Regions from separate parts of the Homo sapiens genome. Here regions 1 and 2 are each linked to region 3. The links are chromatin contacts, found by Hi-C or POLR2A ChIA-PET in ENCODE. All regions are on one chromosome and are shown on one strand. The core of a region is the stretch at or near the end of the contact, and the rest is flanking DNA. Distances in the headings are between cores, read along the strand shown.

Region 1 (3,358 bases), core at 505-3,004, 53 kb after region 3:
CCTTGCAGGTGGTTTTCCAGTTCTTCAAGAATTTCCTTTGAATCTTTGGCATGTGGGCCTTCAGCCTTGACAATAGGAGGTCTGGTATTGGGGAGCTCAGGAGTAAACTAAGCAGCCCTGTTATTATTACTGTTATTATTTATTGTTGGATGACTTTGGCTGCTGTAGTGGTCTTTCTAAGAACGAGTCTTACTCTGATGCTGTCAATGGTCCAGGCATGGCATTGAGCTCACCTTCGTTAGCAATCCGCATAGGAAGAATGGCCGCCATCTTCCTGCATGTCTGCTGTCTCAGCCATTGCCTGTGTGTTGTGTTCATCTGACCCTCCCTGTCCCCTCTTCTATTTCTCTCATCTTTCTTTGCTCTTTCTACTCTCCTTTTCTTCATCCTAACGTTTTCCTTTTATTTCCTTATATTCCCCATTTCCTTTCCATTATTTTCCGGGATGTTATACAAGATGTATTGTTTTCGACCAAATAGGACTTACACTTGTTTTAAGTTCTCGATCTGAGTAGCTCTTGGCTGTCTTAAACTTTGAGACTGGTAAAGCAGAAGAAATATGTGAGCAATCGCCTTTAATTCCAACTGCTTCATGATTTGGTTGATGCATGGAGGAAACTGAACCCTGGGTCCATTTCCCATGGGAAGGAATGTGGCCGAGGAGGAGGTGTTCTGGCGTCTTAGAGCTGGTCTTATGCTCCAGGCCTGGCTTGAACTTCAGCCTTGCGATATGGGCAGGTCTCTCGTCCTGTGCAAAATGCTCAGCTCATACCCTGTTGGCTCGTAGAGCGCTAATACGTGGAAAACAATAGCCCTCGCTTTAAAACCCTGTGCTTTGCTGTAATGTTAGGCCGCTGTAGTAGTTTACCACTGTGGGCTGAGGGAATACTGTGTTGCTGGTGCCCTCTTGTGGCCACTCTGTAGCGTTGCAAAAGGAAAAGAAAAGTTAATGGAAGTTCGCTGTCACATTACTAGGGCCGTGAAAATCACTTCAGCTGTAGGTTGAGGTTTGATGGTCTTTTTTGATGCGAGTTTTAGTGGATGAAAATAAATGAACACTCATTCAGAAAACTGCTCTCTTTCTCAATTTCCAGCACAGGTAGATATCTGACGTTCGTTTCTAGAGCAATGGCAGCTTTATATGCAGATAATGGAAAAAAATGTGCTACATAAGTCAAGTTCATATTTAAAAGGAGTAGTTCAGAGAAAAAATTTAAAGATCTCTCGATACTGTGAGAATTATGCTATGTAATCGCTGTTACATAGCATAATTTTTACTATTATTAAATAATTGTTATCTTATTGTTTATTATATTATTATTCAATTATTGTTGTTTAATAAATTACTAAATTGTTACCAAAAAGTTAAAATGACTGATTTAAGTCCTGGTTTTCTTTTGCTATTTAGCAGGCTAATTTTTATGATGTTGCTAGAACTCTGTATTGTATACTGAGCAGCGGTGTAGCTTCCCAACAGGTGTGTTCTGAATGGGATGTACTGAAGTATTCATTCTGGCAGCCCTCTGGGCACCTCTGTTAGGCTTGGGCCACCATAAACCCTGCTGTGCCCTACAGACATCATTTTGTTTTGTGTCATGATGTGACGTGCTGAAGAGTGCTGGATGGTGGGTGAGGGTTATGCGTGGGCTTTGGACATGGACCACCGGAGTTTGGATTCTAGCTCAGACACGGTCTAGCCATGAGCCTGCTAGGCTTGCGGTAGGATTAACCTGGTGTGTGTGCTTGTGGAGACTTGGTGGTGGTCGTGGGGCGGGGCCGTGAGGTGGGTGGAGCTGAAACAGTCATATGCAATAAACATTAGCTGTTACTATTGCCGTGTGAATTGTCATAGTTATTCTTGGTATAGTTATTCTAGTTTGGGTTTTGTTTTTGCATTTCGCCTGTGGGAACAGGAATGACTTTGTGATTTCCCCATCCTTTTTATCGTGGGCTTATCTTCCCAGTTTCCTCATCAATTTTTGTACTTTTTGTGTATCTTTTTGCTCTTTTACTTCTTTTGAGATAAAAGTTCCTCCCCCTGCCGCCACCACCACCTCTAACCTGGGTGGTGTGAGGGTTGTGAAAGGTGTTTTCTTGAGGTCAGGTCTTATTTTCTGTGAAACAGGAGAAATGAGAGACTCTTTTAAAAGGCACCTTATTTGAATAAAGACTCTGTCGTGGATTGAGGTTTAATTTTCCCCATCATAAATTTGACCTAGAAAATGCCCCTTCATGAGTAAAACTGGTGTTGACGAAGGCACACCACTAGGCCTTACCGAAATTCTGAACCTACTCTACTCCATCGCTCCGATTTTTTTTTTTTTTTTTTTTTTTTTTGAGACGGAGTCTTGGTCTGTTGCCAGGCTGGAGTACAGTGGCGCGATCTCGGCTCACTGCAACCTCTGCCTCTCTGGTTCAAGTGATTCTCCTGCATCAGCCTCCCGAGTAGCTGGGATTACAGGCATGCGCCACCATGCCCAGCTAATTTTTGTATTTTTAGTAGTGATGGGGGTTTCACCATGTTGGCCAGGATGGTCTCGATCTCCTGACCTTGTGATCTGCCTGCCTCAGCCTCCCAAAGTGCTGGGATTACAGGCATGAGCCACCGTGGCTGGCCCGCCCCGATTTTTAAAATCTATTTTTCTTTCTAAAATGAAAGAGAATCTGGCTTTTAAATGTTTGGTTACCTGGTGTTTTCTCTCTACACATTTTTCTCTGTATTATAAAAACTTTATTTTGGAGAAGAAATTAAAAGCTTAGGGCACCATACTTTGTTCAGTCAACATTCTGAATTAAGTTTGTTCAAAATTTGTAACATTAGGAATAATGCCACAACAAACGTTCTTATACCTAAATCTGTGTGTACAGGTTACTTTTTCATATATTTGCAAGTGAGTTATTTATTCAGGTGGATTGCATTTTTTGTGTTATATGATCTGAGCATTTCAAGATTCTCATTAAAAAATTGCCAATTTACTCTTGAGAAAGACCTATTTGTTGACCTACTGGTGTGTGAAAGTGGGCCACTTTTTGTTTCTCACCTACCTTGTTATGTGGAATATTATTGTTACTTTTTTTTTTTTTGAGACTGAGTCTCGCTCTGTCACCCAGGCTGGAGTGCAGTGGCATGATCTCAGCTTCCTACAACTTCTGCCTCCTGGGTTCAAGCAATTCTCCTGCCTCAGCCTCCTGAGTAGCTGGGATTACAGGCATGGGCCACCACGCCTGGCTAATTTTTGTGTTTTTAGTAGAGATGGCGTTTCACCCTGTTGGCCAGGCTGGTCTCGAACTCTTGACCTCAGGTGATCCCCGCCCCACCCCCCCCCAACCTCGGCCTCCCAAAGTGCTGGGATTACAG
Region 2 (3,100 bases), core at 601-3,100, 34 kb after region 3:
AGGTGACTTTGTATGTCTGGGTGCTGACGGATAAAGAGTCATTGCTTGGATTGAATTGTGTCCCCCAGACCAAGTTCTTATGTTGAATCTCTAACCTTTACATGACTGTATTGAAGATATGGCCTTTAGGAGGTGATTAAGGATAAGTGAGGTCAGAAGCATGGAGCCCTGATCCAATGGAACTGGTGTCCTTATACAAGAGAAAGAGACACCAGAGGTCTCTCATTCCCCACCATGTGAGGACACAGTGAGAATGGAGTCATCTGCAAGGCAGGAAGTGGGTTTCTGTTGTTTAAGCCACCTAGTAAGTGGTATTTTGTTATAGTCGCCTGAGCTGACTAACTCTGTGATCTTAACAGTTTTAGCCTCGGAGGACGATCTCATTGCTTGTGGCCAAGACTTGTGGCTAAAGAGGAGGTAAGAGCACCATAGTCTACTGCCACATACCAATACCTCCACACACATACACACACATGCGGATATATATATATATGTATGGGAGTGTATATATATACCTTTTTATAGGTGTGTGTGTATACACACATAGCTGTTTAGAAGTCAGTCTCTCTTGTTAGAGTATAAGCTCTTGAAGAGTAGAAATGTCATTTTTCTTCTTCTCCCGGCCTTTCTGCAAACCTTGCTTATATGATATGCATGTATATTGATTCATATTATCACTGCAGTTGACTTTCCAGCCACTGCCAAAGGCTTGGAAAGCCATAAGAAATTTAGTTGTGTTGGGGAAGGGTGATACATGGAGGCGCTACGTGGGTAGGGCCCTAAAGAAAGGAGTTTCTAAGCATCAGATGAAATGTGAAGAAGCTAAAGTTAAGGGAACTCGGAGGGAGAGGAGCTTATTTTTTTATTTTTTTCTTCTTATCTAGTTTTTTTCTCCTCATTTTCTCCTCTAGTCAGCACTCTCCCAGTACTTACTTTACAAGACGCTTTTAACATGCATTGTAAAATCAGCTAAGTATTTAGAAAATGCATACGGTCTATTCTGGTTCTTGCCGTAGGTATTGATGGTGAAATTGGGATTAGACACAGACACTGAAAAAAATGACCAGCAATACCAACCAGTCTCTACTCAGTGCTAGATAACCAGTTGAGATGAATGGGGAGGTTATTCTGAGCAGGGTGGTCAGGAAAGGCTTGAAGAGAACTCCTTTTGAGAATTAGTAAGACTTAGATAGGCAGAGAGTAATACAGATTAGTTAAGTTTGTCTGTGGGGCTAGAAAAATATGAAGGTCTTAGCCCAGTACCTGCCAGCCACAAGCACCTAACAAGTGCTTACTGCCATGATTTTGGTTGTATTCATTAGTGTTTATAATTATTTTTAACATTGCTTATTTTTCAGAATGACATGGAGGTTTGGAGAATTTTAGTGACTTGCTTAATGTCATCCAGCTAGTAAGTGTCAGAGACAGGATCTAACTCCAGGATTGTCTGAATCCTGGGACTGTGCGCAGAACTGTGGGTATAACATGAGTTTGGAAGTACAATTCTGCAAATGGGAGAGCTCAGATCTGGAGATAAAAAAAGTTGATCACAAAAGGAAGACATTTATTTTTCTGTGTCCACTGTGTCCTTTTAAACACAAGGATAATTATCAAGATTGAATGGGCTCATTGTCATGGTCAATAACTAATAATTATGAAAGAAAGGATCATTCCCCCTTTCCCATAATCCATGAAATTCCACAATGGGGTATGTCCTTCCCTGACATTTCATTTGGCAGTTGGAGTTGTGAATAACTAGCTTTGGCATGCACTTACGTGGGTGAGTTGAGTGATTTAGAGAAGTTCCCCATTGAGATATTTCCAGAAATGGCTTGGCAACTGCATAGCTTCAGGTTAGTGATCACAGAGAAGTAGAGTGAGAAACCACAGAGGAGAGGAAACGACCTCCAGGTTGCAAAATTAAACAAGTGCGTCAGTTTCTCTACACTTCAATGACGTCATTTTTACTATTTTTGTGTGATCTCGAAAGTCGTACCTCAATATGTGATGGTGTGTCAGAGAGGCAGGTGTGTCAGCTACATCCCAGGGTCCATCATGGGCTCAGTCTCGCTGTTCTTCTTCCTTCCCTTCGCACCTGTTGAACGCCTGCTTTGTGCTGATGCAGATCCAGACACTAGGGACAGAGTAGTCAACAAAATAGAAAAAAGTCACCTTCCTCATGGAGTTTCCACTAGGAAAGGTGGCAAGCTATAGATATAATCAGAACATAAAGTGTCATGGAGAGAAAGAAAGCAGAGTAGGTGCTGGGGGGGAGGTGTTATCATTTTGTACAGAGTGGTCAGGAAGGACCTCTTCCGAGAAGATAACCTTCACACAAAGATATGGAGGAGGTGAGGAAGTGGGTTGTGTGCATAGCTAGAGAAAAGCCTTCCAGAAAAAGAGAACAGCAAGCATAAAGGCCCCAGGGTAGCAGGAGTGTCCCTGATGTTTCAGGAAGAGCAAGGAAGCAGTGAGGCTGGAGAGGAGGCAGTGAGGCGGCAATGGGAGGAGATGGCAGAGAAGTGAACAGAAGCCACATCATGTAGGGCGTTCCTATCTTGTCAGGCAACTCTAGCTGCTTAGTGCACTGAATGAGCGGGATGCACAGGAGCCCCATGGGCTCAATGCTGCATCACTCATAGGGCAGAAGGAATCGTTGGCACACGGGCAGTGCTTGCTGTGTCTGCTGTAGACACTGGGTATAGCAGTAAGTCCAAGCTTTGCCTTGGACAAAAGATATGGAGAAATGGCGCACAGGCTGATGGGCTGTGGGCAGAGGGAAAATGGCACTGTCCCGAGGCTTCGTCAGCCAGTCTCTGACTTTGTCCTGGTCACTTTCGGTGGGGAATGTTGGAGGGAGCTAAGAAAGGGACTCAGATTGCTCACCACCTTCATCAAGTTCTTTTGATCCACTCTTCCCAAACACATAGGCTGTTTTATGACTATTACTAATATAATTCATAATAATAATAATAAATAGAATAGCAACACCAATCTAATGCTACTTACTGAGGGTTTATGTGTAAGGAACTCTGCTAATTTCTACATAAATATTATCAGACCACATCTATTTGGTTTCCTCTGTATGCGAAGAGTCCTC
Region 3 (3,372 bases), core at 162-2,661:
GTGTCAATATGTGTATCAGATGACTGGATTAGTATTTTAAAACAGCAATGGCAAAGAAGTTGTAATTGACTGGTAACACTTGGTTGTATTACCAGTCAATCACAACAGTGTTACCAGTCAGTTACAACAGTACTTCATATGCTATTTGTGTGTATGTATGTGAGACGAGAGTGTGTGTGCATAAAAAAGTTATCCTTTCTACTAGTTACATAGATTTAAATCCAGATGATGGAATTAATAATTTACAGGAAACTCCCCATCTAAACAATTTTGATAAGCTTTGCAAGATATACCACACATTAGGTTGTCCAAAAATTGGATTTCTCTACTCACTGCTCTTCCAATTATATTATTCTCTCATCTCTTTTAATTGAAGGAAGCATGATACTTGTATTCTTACATGAGACTACCTTAAGGGCATAATGATGTGATTATATTTGGGTATATGTTTTGAAATTGGTTGCAAATCTCTAGAGGTTATCAGTAAAACTACTTGTAGCATGTTAGAATTAGTGAGTTTTCCTGTCTGCTTGGAGGAGGTGTAATTGCTCTTTGGATAGACAATAGGTGTTTGCTGTTTCTGTTAATATGGGTAGGAGCTGGGGACATGCTTTGAATGATTATGTTATGAAAGAAACTACTGGCTTGATGTTTTAGAAGCAAGAGAAAGATAAATGGTATAATATACTTATTTGAAAGATAGGTATTTGAATTTAAATTTTCTTTCTTGCTCTTTGGTAGATGTGATGATTTCTTTAAAATATTTTGCTTTGTTTCTGAAAAATTTGTCTGGATTTTATGGCTTAAAAATATGCACCATTTGTGAAACATATTCTTTTTCACACCAGAAATGGCTTTGGAACATATGCATAAAGTTTCTGTTGTTCTAAATTAGTGTTTCTTTTGGGCTAACCTTTCAATTACATTTACCATCCTAAAATAACTTCTTTACCTAAGTTGGACAAGATTTTGTACTGGAAATTAATACCTTTGCCTCCTACTATCCTTATTCCGGTGATGTTCTAAAGATAGTTCAGGTGTTCTGTTTCTGCAGGTAATTATTAGACAAGGAAACCTTTAAATGTGGTGATAATGTTAGGCAGGACCTTTGAAGTTTAATGGTTGTGTTCTAATGTAGGAACTGTTTAAGAGATCCATCTGTGTGGTTTAATCTAGGGCCAATAAACTCAATTATGTGAAGAAGTGAATTGCCTTCTCTTATATTTGTATGTAATGGCTAAGACAATTTTTTTTATTGGATGGTGCTTAATTTCAAAACTTGGGTCTATACCTGGATGGCAGATAATAACTATTCTTCTAAGGTGATCAAGGAAGTGTGTGTGGGTGTGCATGCATTGGGAGATGAGGGGTAGCAGTCCAATCAATGAGTAATTACTGATTGAACACTGTAGCCAGAGAAGCACGTGCGTTTAGCGTGAGTGTTGCGTCTGTCTACCTCTGTGATCCAGCCTCTTCTGCTCGACCTTCAGCCCAATTTTTTTTTTAGTTATCTAATCTGTTACTTTCATTTCCTTCTTTCCCACTCTCTTCTGAACCTACTTTAGGCAGATTTTCTTCTCCATTCTCCCATCAAAACAATGCATATCAAGATTGTCAGTAATCTTCATTTCACTAAATGGATACATTCAAGATTATTGTTACTGGATCTCCAAACAGCACTTGAGACTGTTGACCACTTCCTCTATAAAACACCCTTCCTTTGGCTTTTCGGTTTTGGGTTCTATTTGTCATAAGATAACACCATATTTTTTTTTCCCCTCTCTGGCTATGTCTTTCTAGTTTCCTTTGCAAGTTTATGCTGCTCTAAGAAACCACTAAGTGTTGGAGTTCTTTAAGGCTAATCGTCATAGTATAAGGCTTTTATATTTTCTTGGCAATGTCATCCATTACCATGCCTCCAATTGTCATCTGAATTGCCAATCTCTTCAACATCTTTCTCTAGATGTGCCCTCTCTCTTTGCTTCACAATCATGTGTCCAGCTGCCAATGTGGCTTTTCCAGCTGGACTTGTGAAACACAACAAAGTCAAGACTGATCTCAGGCTATCCCTTGAAAACCTGTACTTCTCAGCGAATTACCCTAGAACTCTCTAGTAGGGCTGGACTCAATAGTGACATACCGTCTCTCATCCCCTTTAGTGAGTGCCGTTAATGCAGCAACATTGCTTTCTCAATACCTGTTGTCTTTACTGATAGAACAAGAAGATGAACAAATCAAAAGCACATAGATCTAAACAACACAGCCAAACACCTTTCACTAAATGGCATATATAGAACCCAGCAACTGCAGAATTAACCATGTGCTGGGCCACAAAGGGAGCCTCTAATTTCAGAGGACTGAAAACATACTGATTTGCTTTCTGACTTAATCCTCAGCAATTAGGCTAGAAGTCAGTTACACAAACATAACTAGACAATCCCCATATAGAAATTAAGCACTATATTTCTAAAATCCAATATGTCATAGAATAAGATAGAAATCAGGAAATATATAGGAGCCAGAGAGTCACCATGAAGTTCAATCGCTTGGTGACCTGGGACCACAGCAAAAACTGCAAACGTCACTTCAATGCCCCCTCGCAGGTATGCAGGAAGGTCATGTCGTCCCTGCTCTCCAAAGAGCTGAGCAGAAATACAATGTCTGCTCCATGCCCATCTGCAAGGACCACGAGGTCCAGGTGGTTTGAGGACACTACAGAGGTTAACAAATTGGCAAGTAGTCAAGTTGTACAGAAAGAAAGTCAAGGTGTATCCATCATTTCCCAATGCATGCACACCCACACACACTTCCTTGTGTCCCTTATTCAGAAAGAAATATGTCCTCTACATTGAGCAGGTGCAGTGTGAGAGGGCCAACGGCACCACCATCCCTGTGGGCCTTCACTTGAGCAAGGTGGCTCTCACCAGGCCAAAACTGGACAAGGATCAGAAAAAATTCTTGAATGCAAAGCCAAGTCTTGACAAGTTGGAAAAGAGACAGGCAAATATAAGGAAGAACTTATTGAGAAAATGCAGGAATGAATATAACTTGTTGTGCAACCATGGTTTAACTGGAGATTTTTGGCCTAGCATGTGTTTCTTTGGAGCTTATCAAAATGTCTCTGGAATATTTCATTTCCTATTTTGTTACCACTGGTTCAGTGAATCTACTTTTGGAATTTTGATTAATAATTTTATGAGTGAAAATGGGAAATGCTCTAAAAAAAAAGAAATCAGGAAATATACTGAACTGAATGGTAATGAAAATGTGACATATTACAACTTGTGGAATGCAACTAATTCAGTGCTTAGAGGGAAATTTATAACATCAAATGCATAAACAAGCAAAAGGTATGGTCTGAAAATCAATATC

The links. A loop is a pair of places that touch in the nucleus more often than their neighbours do. ChIA-PET counts read pairs that join two places held with the same protein, here RNA polymerase II (POLR2A). Pooled maps may share reads with other maps.
Region 1: a loop to region 3 is called in a map of natural killer cell, with 3 times the contacts of the local background. The contact joins two enhancer-like sites. A Hi-C loop is called at or near these places in 4 of 168 maps with a recorded cell type or tissue (B cell, OCI-LY7, naive thymus-derived CD4-positive, alpha-beta T cell and 1 more), 11 of 37 single-sample maps with no recorded cell type and 11 of 50 pooled maps. POLR2A ChIA-PET finds 5 or more read pairs at or near these places in 8 of 52 experiments (GM12878, OCI-LY7, activated B cell and 4 more).
Region 2: a map of natural killer cell shows a loop between it and region 3 (4-fold over the local background). The contact joins two enhancer-like sites. A Hi-C loop is called at or near these places in 4 of 168 maps with a recorded cell type or tissue (CD8-positive, alpha-beta T cell, OCI-LY7, naive thymus-derived CD4-positive, alpha-beta T cell and 1 more), 25 of 37 single-sample maps with no recorded cell type and 15 of 50 pooled maps. POLR2A ChIA-PET finds 5 or more read pairs at or near these places in 11 of 52 experiments (BJ, GM12878, MCF 10A and 6 more).

The regions. Positions count from the first base shown.
Region 1 is chr15:94,323,502-94,326,859 of GRCh38, forward strand. All of the region lies in intron 4 of MCTP2 (multiple C2 and transmembrane domain containing 2), which reads left to right. Among named protein-coding and RNA genes, the nearest start is that of MCTP2, 94 kb to the left of the region's middle. Within about 2 kb of position 1,755, at least 2 of the 41 ENCODE cell types and tissues checked have a DNase peak (open chromatin) inside an H3K27ac peak, as active enhancers do; they include natural killer cell, where a contact is called at or near this core.
Region 2 is chr15:94,305,006-94,308,105 of GRCh38, forward strand. The region is part of intron 2 of MCTP2 (multiple C2 and transmembrane domain containing 2); the gene reads left to right. Among named protein-coding and RNA genes, the nearest start is that of MCTP2, 75 kb to the left of the region's middle. Within about 2 kb of position 1,851, at least 4 of the 41 ENCODE cell types and tissues checked have a DNase peak (open chromatin) inside an H3K27ac peak, as active enhancers do; they include CD8-positive, alpha-beta T cell, OCI-LY7 and natural killer cell, where a contact is called at or near this core.
Region 3 is chr15:94,270,965-94,274,336 of GRCh38, forward strand. All of the region lies in intron 1 of MCTP2 (multiple C2 and transmembrane domain containing 2), which reads left to right. It also overlaps the pseudogene RPL26P5. Among named protein-coding and RNA genes, the nearest start is that of MCTP2, 41 kb to the left of the region's middle. Within about 2 kb of position 1,412, at least 4 of the 41 ENCODE cell types and tissues checked have a DNase peak (open chromatin) inside an H3K27ac peak, as active enhancers do; they include CD8-positive, alpha-beta T cell, OCI-LY7 and natural killer cell, where a contact is called at or near this core.